2 separate regions of the Homo sapiens genome follow, and region 2 is linked to region 1. A link is a loop called in an ENCODE intact Hi-C map of the cell type or tissue named here. Cell type or tissue: heart right ventricle. All regions are shown on one strand.

The links. Hi-C counts contacts between places; a loop is a spot of excess contacts. Peaks named below come from ENCODE experiments on the same cell type or tissue, not always from the same donor. Only the 100,000 strongest peaks of a DNase experiment are listed, where the experiment ranks them.
Region 2: a loop joins it to region 1, with 2.1 times the contacts of the local background. A loop is called at or near these places in 2 of 110 quality-filtered maps.

What each region holds. Positions count from the first base shown.
Region 1 is chr1:183,730,574-183,738,573 of GRCh38, forward strand. It overlaps a transcript of RGL1 not described here. Among named protein-coding and RNA genes, the nearest start is that of RGL1, 71 kb to the right of the region's middle. In heart right ventricle, no CTCF peak of the experiment used is centred here; a DNase peak (open chromatin) is centred at 4,378; H3K27ac peaks cover 3,883 bases.
Region 2 is chr1:183,671,504-183,679,503 of GRCh38, forward strand. It overlaps a transcript of RGL1 not described here. Among named protein-coding and RNA genes, the nearest start is that of APOBEC4, 22 kb to the left of the region's middle. In heart right ventricle, no CTCF peak of the experiment used is centred here; a DNase peak (open chromatin) is centred at 3,026.

The sequences.
Region 1 (8,000 bases):
TGGTTACAGGAAACCAACTATGACAGTCCATTATACATGGAAGGCTAGTGTTGCCAGATTTTAATTTGGAGAGTACAGAACATAATTTTGACTAATTGGTCCAGTAGGAACTAGAGTAGAATCTAAACAACTCTGGAGGTCTGTGGCAATGAAACAGGGAAGGAGGGAGAGATTTAATCAACCTTCACCCAGGCAGGCTGTTGACAGATTTCTAGGCTGACTTAATCAATGTACTTATTTCTCAGGTAAGACCTCAAAACTATTTGGATCTAATTTCACTATACTTCATCCTGTTCATGATATTATGCTTTCAAAGTAACAAGCCTCGAATTCCTTTTAAGGGCACACAAAAGAGTAAAACACACTTTCTTTTTGTCCCGTCTGAAGTGGACAAATGGAGTGGGTGCATAGAAGTTGTAACTCTGAGTCCACTTAAGTTTTGCAAGTGTATAAGTCATTTTTCAGTACACAATGAAGTTAACAATTAATATCTTTGTGGTATCCAGAAACAATGTCAACCAAAATTGGAGCAATGAACCTGAGAATTGAATTCACTTGAGCTATAAATCATAAACCCATCAATCTCTAGAGCAGAAGCAAAAGTGAAGTCATTGAATATTATAATAGATTCCATATGTTGTTTTAAAGAAGGCTTAAAAATAACTAGACTTACAGGTTACCATATTTCTGTGGCAAAAATTTACATATGTGAATAAGAAGTGAAATAACTGACTGTCCAATTTTTGCTTCTGTTTTCTGCCACTTCTTTTTAGTAGTGGAATAATTATTTAGCTCTTGAAGGGCAGGGCAGAGGAAGTGTGATAGGCACTAGAGAATGTGGAGGAGCTGATAAAATAGAATATGAAGGGAGGTAGAAGAAACTGACTCTCAGCTTTGGTAGAAAAGGTAGCACAGATAAGGAAGCACAATTTCAGATAACCCTCTTGGCCTTTCCCCTGCTACCTTATTACAGAGAGTTAGTGTTTCTCCTTAAGCATTAAAGTTACAAAGCCAAATAGTAACATGGCCACAATTCTGTGAAAATTTTGAAAGGCCATGACAAAATGAAAATGAAAGCTTTGTTCTAAGTCAGACAGATCTGTTTTCAAATTTGGACCCTGCTCTGTGACCTTGGGCAATTCACTTAATTTCTCTGAGCTTCAGTTTCATCTGGATGGGGAATTAATACTTACCTCAAAGAGCTCTCAGTGTAATACACTTGTGTATTTCTCTCTTCTAACACCTATCCTGTCAGTTTGAAATATAATCTATCATTTTGAAATGTATCTCTTTCTTCTCATACGATTGTAGACTTCCCAGGAATTGAGATTAAGAACTCCCAGCTCAAGGGCCAATTAGTGGAGAACACAGGCTTAACTTATCTTTGTTTCGCCCTGCCCCATACACACCTCGCACAATAATTAGGCTATAGCTACGTAAAACTTTAGGGACTTCTTCCTTCCTGTGACAGCATGGTGCTAGGTGAGATTTAAGGAAACTACACGTCATGTCCCTGCAAATTTGCCATCTTGTTATAGTCAGTCAGATTGGCCCACTAACCCTCCAGCTAGAAAGTCAGGAATGCTAAATCTTATATTTGCATGATTGCTGTTGTGCTAAGGTGTCAGAACGCAAGATACAATCTTAGTTCAAGTTTACACTTTGGTTTATGGGAAATAGCAAGGTCAATCTGTGGCAATGAAAAAAATGGAAAGTCCTGTAAAAGTTTAAGGAGGGAAGAATAAAAGGAAGAGAAAAGAAACTGTAACCCAGTTGGAATGAAATGGTAACATGGAATGAAATGATCCTCTTTCCCCCCAGACAGATGTTGGCATGGATTTCATATGGACTCTGAAACTAAAGCCGACACCCAACCGAGTGCTCAAGCCCTACATTCCATCCACCCCTCATTTGTTAGTATCAAAATTGAGGCATTTCACAAACTTGGCTATCGAATACTGTATGTGTGTGGAAAAGGGCCAGATAAAATGGGCCAATTAGAACACAGCCACATCTGTCAAAACTCTAACCCTTAACCTTAGTGAAAATATAATCTAGGATCAAACACAGAAGCCCCGCAGATGTACACAAGTCATTTAATGCAGCCCTTGGAAAGACTGTGATGAACAGCTGGTGCTATTGTGAAGGCCTGATGAGAAAGCCAGGCTTGGTTTTGCTACGAATATTTGCAATTTTAAAGAAAAAAAATAGGTTCTAATTGAGTAACCATTGAATGTATCCCAGTAAGGTCCTTCCCATAGGCTGAGTTGAAAATACTCTGACTCCGTTGCTATGCAAAGCAGTTTCTAAACATGTTTTGAAAATCCGTTTGAAATTTGAGAGTAGAATTTGGTTCTCAAAGGCTTCATTTAGGCTTAAAACCTTTTGGTTCACTCTAAAATAATGCGAGGGTTTCATCCTTAATGGACTATCGAGGTTAAATTCAACAGCTGCTTCTCCTCTGATATATATTTATGAATGCAGGATGCATTCTATATGGTACAGTACACCCTCACAGAGCTCTGAGTAAGAGGAAAAAAACATGGAAACAAATTTTTTTTTAATGTTGGAGTGTCCTTACGGGGTTTGCTAAAGGACAAATGGGGCTCTCATTAAAAATAGGGATTGTATCTTCTTGAGTATACATGGATCGTGACCAACACAACAGTTTTTACTGAATTTACTGATAAAAATGTCACTATGTTATGTCAAGCTCAAGTCTTTGGGAGGGTTTTTCAGGATTCTGTAAGATATGGCTTTGACTTTGTATTCGCTTTTGGGCACCAGGTCATCAGGGAAAAGTCACAAGATCTATGCAAAAGGCAGCGTCAGGAAGCAGCATCTCTAGTGGTTTCCCCTTGGTTTCATTGTCCCTGTGTTCCTGTGTTCATCTGGGTTATTGAGTCTTTGATCCCACATGGGAAAGGTTTGCCATGTTGAGCCAGTAGTAGTATAACTCATTCTAACTAAGGCACATAGCTTCTGCCCTCTCCCCTGCTGGATGAGTATTGGACCAATTCCTTTGTCCTTAGCACCACTTACAAGGATTTATTTCCATTCCAGAGGATTTATTCCCATTCAGAGAAGGAACAACATAGTTAGATAGGAATAAAAATGCTACTCTGTGTATAAAGCTTCTTGCACCTAGCTAATCTAGCAAACTGGTGTTTTGGTCTTCAACACTAACTAGATCATTATTATGTGACACTAATTAAAGGGTCTTCTGTAATGGGATAAGGTGTTATCTGATCAAATGAAGGAGGAATGATATTTGGCAGTATATGGTATATGTGAAAATCATGGTGTTCTTGCTACTTAGAGACTGTGAGAAGGGATAAGGATTGGCTTAGAGCCAGCTCACTCTACATGCTCTCCCAGAAGTGTTTTCTTGAAAGAGTTTTTCCCCATTGGGACCTTCCATTTTCCTCTGGCTTAGTAAAGTGACTGTAATTAAATAGATTCAATTTCTGTTTATGGTGAAGTAAAAGATTGAGAACAGATTGCTCTTTAACCTGAAATGTGGAAGGGCTAGTCGATTCGGAAGCTAGTTAAAATGATTTTGTGTATTAACTGGTAAACTCAACAGATTTTTTCCCCTGTGAATCTAACATTTCTAGATCTTTGCATTCCTCCCGTGAGAAGTCCACCTCTGAATCCTTTCGAGAGCTCAGATTCCTAGGAACTCAGATTTTTGAACATCTACATGATGTTATTTTGTAAGTGGAACACTGACTATTAAAGGATAGCAGTGGAGTGGAGTGGTGAGGGCACAGCTCTGGGTCAGGATAACTGGAGAGAAACCCTAAGGCTTATTCCATAATCTCTCTTGATTTGAGCTTCTGAGGATAAACTGAGGCTTGTAACATGCTAGCCCAGTATCTGGTGTAGTAAATATTGAATGCACTGTGGTGGAGAGGGTTGTGTTGTCAATGTTGCTGTTGTTATTGTTGAGACCTAAAGGATTGCTATGATCTAAATCAGCTTAATTTCCTTCAACTTGATAAAAATTAGCCTGTGACTATTGAACTGGATGATGCTCTCCTAATGGTTTTTGCATTTTGCCTTCATTCAGCCAGTTAAAGCTGGTGTTTACAGAATTGTGAAACATTTGAGCCTGGGACAGTCATGTGATTTACAGTTTTGTCTTGTTTCATGCTTTCCAGCAACATAATTACTGAACTTTTTATCGTAATAAAAATATAGGCAATAAAAAAGGCAGTCCCCTGGAATTCCCTCTATCTCTCTTAGAATGCTAAAGGATATTTTTTTGTGATCTCAGCTCTGTTCTGTTAAGTATCCTCTCCCTTCCCCACGTCTGTCTTTGCAGATTTGTGACCAGACGGCTGCACTGAATGGAGACTAGGAAGGGAGCCCAACTGTTTTCCTTGTGTTGGCCCTCTGTGCCGAGCAGGGATTGTTGAGCAAAGCAGGGATTGCTGAGCAGCGTTTCTCCAGGGAGGGTCACAGGGTAGTACAAACCCACTCTGGATTTTTCTTTTTTTTTTAATTATTAAAAACTTTGGCCAAATACTATCAGTAAGGGGGAGAAAGTATGTGGTTTGAAGACCAGTTGGACCAGTCTTTTAAAATATCAACTGGAATAAAGCAAGAATGCCTTACACTTCTTTAATTTTCTACATTTAACAGGAGACAGTTGCTCCCAGAGTCACTTCTAACTCCACAGACAGTATTGTGCAACCTTGCTCAGCATTTGGAGACACTATATAATTAAAATTCCTTTGAAAATGGTTGCCCAATGATTGACATTTATTCCAAAATACATTATCATGTTGAATGCTTAATTCCTTCTTCCAGTACATTTTCTTTAATAAAAAAGTAAAAATCTATTTTTTAAAAGGGTGATGGAGTTTTGTAAAAAATTGAAGCAGTGTAACAAACTTATGTCTAATCTTGCTCTTAAAGAGCTGGCAGGCTAGCAGGGGAGACCAGAGTAAGTTATGGAAAGCAAAAAAAGCAATACTCAGGATATAACTGAGTTGCCTTATATAGATAGACTTGAAATGCTGCTGAGATTCCAAAGAGGAAGAGATAATAGGAATCTGTTGCTCTCTTACCTCCTAGTACATTGACTCATACCTCCACTTCAAACACAAGCAACATTTAGTATTACTACGAAATTATCTAATGGGCTTCCTTTCTCAGGGCAGTAGGAATCTGTCTCTCTGCTGTGGCTTTCTGGAGTCCTTCCCTTCTGATGTCTGTCTGTGCCCCAGTTTCCATTTTCATATGGTCATCTTTGATTCTGGATAGCTGCTTCTCTCTGTGTTCTCAGAAGAAATAGACTAGTGAGATCACTGTCATGCCCCCTCCACAATTAGGAGGCTGTATCTTGAGACCTTCTTGGATCCCACAATTTGTAGATATCACAATAGCAATCATGGTTAGAGAAGTCTACCACCAAACCAGGAGTTAGATGCTAAGGATGGGTGAGCATGTCCAAATAGCAGCTTTAAAAAGCCTCAGCACACTTACAATAGACTACATGTCAGAGTTTTGGGTTATCTCTGAATAGTCAAAACCCCGATATTATATACATGTATGTAAAGAGGCTATTTTAATATCATACTGTTTGTTTGACTTTTGAGTAGTGAATGCATAATATGGGAATAAGTACAATACGTGAGTGAAACACCGAAATCACCTTTCACTGTTTTGTTTAGTAGTTTGGAGCCTTCAGTTCTTCTGGAAAAATAATTCAATGCACATTAGTTTTGCTTTCTACATTTGAGGGAGGTGAATGCTTTACTTTTGTAACTGTAAGAGGTCTCAGCAGTCTTGTAGCCTATTCATATTAAAGATAAGGACACTGAGGCCAAGAAAGGTGAAATGGCTTGCTTAATGGTTACACAGAGAATTAACTGTAGCTTCATGATTTTAACTCAGGTCTTGTGACTAGAATTTCAGTGCACTTTGCATTAGGCAATTCTGAACCTTTGAGTAAAACTAAAATGCAAAGACTGCTCTTGATAGCATTCTAGGTGGAAGAGTTGAAGATAGTAGGATATAAAGATAAACAAACCTATCTTATCTGGACAGGACCTCAGCTCATTAGGAAGAGGAATGAGGAAGAGAGAATGTAGGAGGAAAGAAATGGCAGAAAGACAAATAATCATGGGAAGGGACTGGAACAGGGTAAATGCCAGACATTTTCAAGATTAGAAGAAATCTGAGTTGAGTTTGAAAAATTGAAAGATTTCTTCAGGTAGAAGCAAAAGGAAAATAAGCAGAAATATTATCACATATAAGGGAGTCTGCAGAGGAAGAAGAAAAGCATGACCCTAATAGATAAAGATAAGAAGCACCAAATCATTTCAATAAGTTTCTGAATTTTAAACACTTTCTTTTCCTTCCAAACCATTTAAAGAGGAGGAGGAGGAGAAAAAAATAACGATTTGTGAGGGATGTCTCATATGCTATTTATTATAAGAAGGAAAGTAAAATTCAATAAATTACAAAATGATGTATCAAACAAAGTTCAGCATGGAGGTTAATAAAATAAATACAGACTTGAGTGGAGTTGTGTCCTAGCACTTACTTTTAAAGCCATGTTTCAAAAAAAGGGCATCCATGGAAGTGATGGATAATTTTTATCTGATAGCAAGAACAGACACTAATAATGGCAAGTTATTGTGTTCTTAGATTGTTATTTTAATACTTAACGTTTTCAAGATTAGCCTCTGAGAAGCTGCTCATTTACTTTTGGTGCATAATGATCACTTAGGGTATGAAGCCATCAGCTGCGCCCTTTGTTATGACCATGGAAAATGTTATGACCTCCTGTCAATGATTATTTTGGAAGGAATAGAAGAAATAAGTTATGATTACATATTATAGATATTATAAGCATAGTGTTAGTAAATATTTTAAAAAGAAGACTAGGCACAGTGGCTCATGCCTGTAATCTTAGTACTTTGGGAGACTGAGGCAGGAGGATCACTTGAGCCCAGGTGAGACCAGCCTGGGCAACATAGTGAGATTCTATCTCTACAAAAAAAAAAAAAAAAATCTTTCCATGGCTTTCTCATCTGCAGATTGTTTCTCAGTGTCAAGCAAGCACATCTTTCTTCCATCCCACCTGTCTTCCCTGTTTTAATTTTATTTCTGTGCTTCATAAGGTTGAGGCAGTATGCAATCACAATCCTTTTACAATTACAAAAAAATTCCCAAACAATTTTCTTTTTTAATTTTTGAGAAAAATTTTGCTTTTATGCTCTCTGATCAGATTTGCCTTTATATACATACAGGTTCCTTTTTTCACCCCACTCCCAACTTAAGGCTGATTTTACCATCCAGTTGTTTAAACAAAATTCTGTTTTGGGTATCAGGTGTTTTAAATTAAAAATTCTTCAAAATTGATTTCCAAAGGAGTCCGTAAGGCTTACGATATTTTAGACCAATTCTTAACTAGAACAGAAAATTTTGCCTTTTAGGTTTACAGTGATTTCATATTATCTGATGATTCTGTTGAAGGGGCCCATTATTTATGGTATTTGCCTGGAGGTTGTCTTGTAAGCCTTGACTATGTGTTTTAAGAAAGAAGGCAGGCTGAGTGCGGTGGCTCATGCCTGTAATTTCAGCACTTTGGGAGGCCGAGGCAGGCAGATCACCTGAGGTCAGGAGTTCCAGACCAGCCTGGCCAACATGGCGAAACCCCGTCTCTACTAAAAAATACAAAAATTAGCTGGAGGTGGTGGCAGATGCCTGTAATCCCAGCTACTCGGGAGGCTGAGGCATGAGAATCGCTTGAACCCTGGAGGCAGAGGTTGCAGTAAGCTGAGATCACGCCACTGCATTCCAGCCTGGGCGACAGAGCAAGACTCCGTCTAAAAAAAAAAAGAAAGAAAAAGAAAGAAGTCAGCAGTTCAACTATAAGATGCACAGTATATCAGAGGTAGTGGAAAGTCTACATATGCCTCCTATTTTAATTTTAACAAAAAAATGACTCTGTCACATAGACTTCTAGCTCTTTTTAGCGGAAT
Region 2 (8,000 bases), 59 kb before region 1:
AGTGAAAGGAAGCATTTACTATATCAATTTAGAAAGACTAGTTTCTTCTAAGCTTGCCATTTGACAGAAAGGGAATGAAGAGTGGATGGGACTCTGTAGTTTCTTCATTTGGATAGCTAATGCCCCATAAATCTCCAAAGATACCACATTTATCAAGAAATTTGATATTTAAATTATCACCATTTTCAGCTTCTCTTGTCCCAATTTCTTCCAAATGGAGCTAAACTCAGTTCAATCTGGTTTTCCAATTAGGTAGAGTATATGGAAGCTGAGAGGAAGTATTATGGCTGTAGACTCAGTAGGGCATATGGTGAGCTCTGAAAATCCTCCAAGTGGTTGCTGTTGAGAAATTCATTGTCGGTCTAGTTGTTTCATTATAGATAATTTTTCTTTGTGACATTTAAGAAACATTCCTTACCTTTGATTTTTTTTTTCTTTTTTTTTTTTGAGACAGAGCCTTGCTCTGTCACCCAGGCTGGAGTGCAGTGGCGCGATCTTGGCTCACTGCAACCTCTGCCTCCCAGGTTCAAGCGATTCTCCTACCTCAGCCTCCTGAGTAGCTGGGATTACAGGCACCCACCACCATGCCTGGCTAATTTTTGTATTTTTAGTAGAGATGGGGTTTCGCCATGTTGGCCAGGCTGGTTTCAAACTCCTGACCTTAGGTGATCTACCTGCCTCGGCCTCCCAAAGTGCTGGGATTACAAGCATGAGCCATGGCGCCCAGCCCTTACCTTTGATATTTTAATTTCACTATGATGTGTTTAGGTATGGATTTATCCTGCTTAAAACCCAAATTTCATGATTCTTATTTTTCATTAATTCAGAAAAATAGTCATTATTTTCTGAGTCTTATTTTCTCAACAGAGAAATGTTTCTCTGTTCTCAACAGATAAAAATATTTCTCTCTTTTCCCATCTTTTGGAACATAGATTTGGTATATGTTGAACATTTTCATTTATTCTATGTGATTCTTCATTTCTCTTTTGCAGTGGCTATAAAAATTATCATTCATTTTTCAATGCTGCATTCTAGTTAATTTCTCCGGATCAGTCATCTAGTTCTCCACTTCTTTCTACAGGTCTTTAATCTGCTATTTAACCTACTTAAGGGGTTTTAAAAATCCAGTGCTTATGTTTATCATTTCTACATGCTTTAGGGATTTTGGTCTTTAATTAATTTAAATGTTCTTATAGACTATAACAAACAATTCTATTTTCTAAAGTTCTTGGGAGTCTAACTCTGCTTTTTGTTATTTCTACCTACTCTTGCTTACCTGGATTGCTTTTTGAGTGTGGTAAAATTTTATTTAGTAAGTCATACTTGGTGGGGATCCTGTGTGGCTTACATTCATGGGATGTCTTTCTAGAGCAATGTTTCCATTTTCTTCTTCAACTTTTATTTTAAATTCTGGGGTACGTATGCAGGATGTGCATGTTTGTTACATAGGTAAACATGTGCCATGGTAGTTTGCTGCACAGATCATCCCATCACCTAGGTATTAAGCCCAGCATCCATTAGCTATTCTTCCTGGTGTAGAGCAGTGTTTTTTAATTTTCCTGCATATTAGATTAATCTACTGAGCCTTTAAATATCAAGATGCCAGGTTGAAGCTCAGACCAGTTAACTCAGATACTGTGAGTATGAGACTGAAGCATCAGTGTTTTTAAAACCTCACAGTCAAGATTGAGAACCATTGCTCTAGAGAAAATTTGCCTTTGATTTTTACAGGCACTGTGAGTGTGTTTTCAGACCTGGACCAGTTTAATATCAGTGTCTCAACTTTGGGTTCCTGAACTATATAGGTAGCATAAATTTGAAACTCATGTTTGGGGAACCTTTTTCTTTCTCTCATCAAACATGTAGGCTGAGATAGACAGATTCCTTGTCATCTCTTTGCACTTAGAGAGTAGCCCTTTAGGGGTCATGGGGGCAAGGAAGGGCTCTGTTCTACTTCATCAGGTTGAGCAAACCCAAGGCTTCATTGTTGATTCCGTATGTCTGTGAAATCCTGAACTTCTTGATTACCAATATTAACAAATGCCCTCTGTGTGACTTAAATGTCGATGCCAGTGCAGCAGTTCTATGTTTATGTCTTTTTCTGATTTTGGTTCTAAATTCCTCTTACTTCCGTGAGAGCTCAGCTGTACATTTAGAATCTTTGTTATATTTAACAATTCTCAGTTTTTCTGTGTACTTACATCACACTATTGCTAGAAATAGAAGTCTTGCTATGATGGCATTCTCTACCTTTGTGGCCATGCCCTACCCTTTGGGATCATCCTCTTTTCCAGATGCCTGCCTAAACCAAGTGTGAACTTGCTGTGTCTTTAGACATGGTGCATTGGGTTTGCAAGTGTCTATCTGGCAGGCCCCTGGAGCTTGTATGTGTTCCTTCACCCTGCTTGGCTTGGTCTTGGCTTTGTCTTAATCCATCTGGTCTCTGTTGCCAAGGTCTAGGCATGCTTTGAATTCCAACCTACCTGAATTATGTCAACCTCTATTCTTTTTCTTGTGTTTCCAAGTCTTTGTCTTCACTCACTTGCTAAACTCAGGTCTGGTTTCAGTTTATTTCCTGGACTCATCTTTCCACAAAGGACTCGCTTTCCCTGATTTGAGGGTTTGTAGCACAGTTTATAACACCATGGGAGTGAGTCCAGCTCAGGATTCACATTTCTAGGATGCCAAGATGGTCTGAGCAAATAGCTTCTAACTTTATATGTCATTAAAAAAACACTTGTTACTGAGTATGTAAATTCCAAATACTTTCTATTATATATTGATAACATTTGTACCTATAGTATTAATTGAAGATAAATGCTGTATCACTGATTTTGTCAGGAAGAAGGATACCCTTTACAGTTGAGGATACACTTTTGTTTTTTTTAAATTTGCTTAATTCATGTATAGCCATCTTCCTGTGTATCAAATAAAACCAGCTGTGACTGGATTGTGGCTCTTGTAGTCCATGCAACCTTTTTACTCTGAGACCTTGGAAGGAAGCTGAGTTTGGTGGAAAGCATCCAGAGAACTCTTGGCAGCCTTGATGGATCATTTACCCCAGTTTGGACTTTTCTATCTCTTTTAGGAAGCTCTGCTGAGATCATTACTGAAACATCAGTTTTCCTCAGAGAATAACCCCTGGTCTTCTGCCAGTGGAGTTAGCATTTGGTTATGAAGATGGCTTTGAGAATTAAATAAGATACCTGGAGGCAAGAGTGCATTATGTACCGGTAGTGAGCCCACAGAAATGATAGGTTGCATGATTGTTGGTGGATAGTGGTCTAATATAATCTTTAATCTTTCATCTATCAATTGCATCCTTTAGGATTTGTGTTAATGCCCCCCTTTCAATCATTCTGTCTTTATTTAGATTTCTCTTCATATTTTCTGTCTTTTCTTTCTTGGCAGTATCTTCAAAAGTAATTAGGCGGCTGTCCCAGAAGTTGCCTTTGAAGATTGTTGCAATGTGTATACCTGTCAAAAGGAATTGACCAAACCCTGCTGAAAGCTATTTTACACATCAATTTATGAGCCAATCTCAGCTCTTCTGTTCTGAGCTGATCATCCAGAATGATCCAAAAGGAAACCATCAGAGCCAATCATAGTGCCTGGAGTGATTTTCAGATGCCTTTTTTTCTTCTTTTACTTACACAGGGCACTCGGGAATCTTGCACTCTGGATGAACCCAGTTTACATTTTGGTTGGGATGGGGAAAGTAGAGCTTTAGACTTTATTTTGAAGGCAAAAACCCTTTTATTTACATAGGAAACATTTCAATTCTATATGGTTTTTTTTTTTCTCTTTGTTTTCTTTTCTTCTTTCCCTCTATCCTTCCTTCCTTCCTTCCTTCCATCCTCCCACCCTCCCTCCCTTCTTTCCTTCCTACCTACCAACCTACATTTTTTTTTCTCTCTTTTGGTATCTTGGAACATATCTAAGGCTTTTGGAAAATGGACATTGTTGAAGAAAAAGTGTTATCACTATTACAAAAATATGATTTAGAATAATGGAACCTCAGATTTGGAAAGAACCCAAGGATTCCTTTATTTCAGCCATTTAACTAATGCTTAAATTCTTTCCAATCTAGTCACAGCCCATGATGGGATACCTACATCACCTGCAAGTGTTGGGAAACTTCTGTGTCCTGCAGTATCCCTTACAATTTTGAACAGCTCTGGCTGTTATTTAGTTACTGTTTATGTTGAGCTAAAATATACTCTCCTGTAATGCCTATCCTCTGCTCTTTAGTTTCTTTTTTGGGGACCATAAAGAGCAGTATTTTTAAAATTTCAGGCTGAAATTCAGGGTTGTGAAATAATTTTAATTGGTTATGACCATCATTAAAAGAGAAGAAAAAGGCCAGATGTGGTGGCTCATGCCTGTGATCCCAGTGCTTTGAGAGGCTGAGGCAGGAGGGTCACTTGAGCCCAGGAGTTTGAGACCAGCCTCGGCAACGTAATGAGCACAGGTCTCTACAGAATAATTTAAAAATTAGCTTGGCATGGTGATGTGTATCTGTTGTCCCAACTACTCAGGAGGCTGAGGTGGGAGGATGGCTTGAGCCCAGAAGGTCAAGGTTGCAATAAGCTGTGATTGCACTGCTGCACTCTGGCCTGGGTGACAGAGACTCTGTCTCTAAAAACAAATAATAATAAATAAATAAAAGGAGAAGAAGAACAAATAGAACAGAATGAGAGTAGAACAAAATAGAAAATATCAGAGTATATCACAAGTAGTAAAGTTTTCATGAAACCTTTGTCTTGATTTTATGTTTATTTAATTATATAATTAACTATGTATGTGCACTGTATCTCAATGGTCAAAAGAGTTTGAAAGCTGCTGAATAGAACATGTCTCACTTTTCTTCCCTATGCCACCCACATAGTTGAGCCATTCTCATGCCCCATCAAGTCTTTTCTTCCCTACACGAAGCATTTCCATTTCTTTCCACTCATCCATATGTATCACAGTCTCACATTTCCTTGCCACACTGAACACAGTTCAATGAATCTAGTTTGTATGAAAAATTGGGACCTGGAATCAAAAACAATGTCCCTAGCTATGTTCTAACTGAAACAGGGGCAAGTAGAACTACCCTGTTCTTGGTTAGCAGAATGCACTTCACTGCATTTTAATGCAGCCTGAAGTGATTAGATCGATGAGGATGTGTCACAGAGACTCCAGAGCCAGAGGCCCCTGGGCTGTGTCTCATAGTGATGAAATACACAGCCCAGGGGCCTCTGGCTTTGGAGTCTCTGTTTAGTCAGTGTAAGCCTGCAGATAAGCTGAAGAGTAACCAAGGGCAAGTTACTTCTCTATGCCTCAATTTCCTCATCTGTAATATAAGCATATTTCAAATTTGCAGTATTTTATAATATTTTTGGATTTTTTTTGTGAGTATTAAATGAGTTAATACATGTAAAGGACAGAAAAGGGCATATAATAAGCACTTAGCAATCCCAAATATTTTTAAAGCAATATCAGCAAATTATTGATTCATTGAACATTTCATCAACTCAGACATGTAGAGCTTTCAGCATGTGTATAAATAGTGTGATTATATGTCCCATTGTGCCCAGGGTAGCCCTAGTTTTTACCTATTGTCCTGGCATAATTAATGGTATCCCCTTTCATTCTCAAAGGCTCCAACAGAACCTCAGATTTGCTTATTCCAAATCGTATTTTTGCAGTAGGAATTAATATTTTCCTCAGTTGTGTGCCATCCTAGATAAAAGCCACAACTTCTCTCACTAAATATTTAATCAATTTTGGATTTACTTGGAAGATGGGATCTCTCTCTCTTTTTTTTTCTACTGAAGTTTCACCTGAGCCCGCTGCCCATTGCTATACCTCCTTTCCTTGCCAAGTGGCAGAAGTTAGCTTCAGACTAGAAACTCCAAAGGGGAGGCTGTCCCCCTTGGGCCCAATTACCTGGGTTTAATTTGCCCATCATTCTGTTCTGTGAAGACCTTTTGGATTCTGATTCTGTCATTCAGGATATTTACTAATCCTCAATTTCATGTTATTTTCAAGTCCTTTTTCCTAGGGAGCTGACATCCCTTAAAGGTTGCTTTATGTCTTAATCCAAGTAAGCTGAGGTTACCCAATGGGGTTTTCCAGAGAGGGTTTATATAAAGCCCTGTGGAAGTGTTAATGGTTGCTATGTATTGAACCTTTATTATGTGCAAACAAACTGCACAGTATCCCTCAAATTAGGGGTGTTGTGAACATTTTACACATGTATATTCCCTGGTCAATGTCACATCACCATGAGTTAGGTGTTATCTCCATTTTAGGGGTGAGGGAAGCAAGGTTGTCACGTAGGTAGTGAGGCGGAGAGCTGGGACTTGAATCCAGTCTGTGTGGTGAGGATACCTGGAGAACAGGGCACCCTCAGAATGAAGGTCTGAACAGAGGTTCTTGATAACATAGCCTTTAAACTGGAAGGCTTTTTTTCTGATGTGATAAAATTATACTTCCATATGTAATTCATCATTCTGTTGAGGTCTCATAGTCCTTATTTAAAATATCAATTATTTCCATAAAGATGAAACTATTAAAGCAGATGTGGATGAGGTGGAACTTTGGGGGTTGGAGGATTAATAATTTGAGGGACACTGTGCAGTTTTTTTTCTTGTAAAACATCTATAATGTCTATTTGCTTTTCCTCATACGAATGAAAGAATATGTGCACCTGTGTGTAACCTCCTAGGCAATGAAACAGTTGGCTTTCTGTGGAATAGATTGGTGCACCAAAGACCAAAGTGCCTTCCTTTGAATTATTTTCCCACTTTCCATAGATTTATATTCTTCCCTATCATGATACCATAATCAGTGAGTTTTTTATTGATTTATATCAGACTTACTTCCAAAGAGAACTTGAGTTTATATCACTTTTTGTTGATGTATCAGCAACGTTAAAAATATTACTTCTGTATTACTAACATAGTCTATTACTAAAAAGTAGGCACTATAATGGAATATGTGAATGAATTGGTGAATGGCCAACACATATTAACTTTAAGAATGTTTCTCTCTCACTTGTGTTTTGTTGTTGGTGAGTTGAGCTACTTTGTCTCTTTTTTTTTGACACCAAGATTTTTTTTTTTTCCCTGAGACAGGGTCTTCCTCTGTCGCCAGGCTGGAGTGCAGTGGTGTGATTATGGCTCACTTAAGTGCAAGATTCTTCTAAGCAAGATTTCTTTTTTTAAAAAAGTTGTGATGTTTGAAAGAATGAGTCTATTTCCTAAGGCTTTGGCTTTTGGAGAGGTCTGGTTAGCTTCTTTGAAGATCCAGTCTCACACTGACTGGTTACCTGCATGACAGAAGGGGTAGAAAACAGCCTTTCCAAGGGTGAGACAAAGACCTCTTAACTGTCACTGTTAGTCCCCTTTTACAAGCCCAAAATAGTTACTGAAGCCGCTAGGGCTGGGCATTTGCCATATTAACACCTCCAGCTTTTAAGTGGAAAGACTAGGAGACGTGAGTACCAAAGTGGATGGAAGAGCATTTATATATAGGTCCTAAGCATATCAGAGGGAGGAAAGGCTAAGCCCATCATTTGTTCCTGGCTCCTCCTGCTGATGCCTTTGAGATGTGAGGGTCAGGTTGCTTCAGCAGAGCCTAAAACTTAGTCTTTCCCTTGTAGAACCTTTTAAATTTCTACCTAAGTTATAATTCACATCCGAAAGCACACCAGTCTTTGATTTAAGTATTTTTATATTTACATTTATTATTTATTTTTATTATACTTTAAGTTCCGGGATACATGTGCAGAACATGCAGGTTTGTTACATAGGTATACATGTGCCGTGGTGGTTTCCTGCACCTATCAACCCGTCATCTACATTAGGTATTTCTCCTAATGCTATCCCTCCCCTTGCCCCCCACCCCCGACAGGCCCCCGTGTGTGATGTTCCCCTCCCTGTGTCCATGTGTTCTCATTGTTCAACTGTCACTTATGAGTGAGAACATGCGGCGTTCAGTTTTCTGTTCCT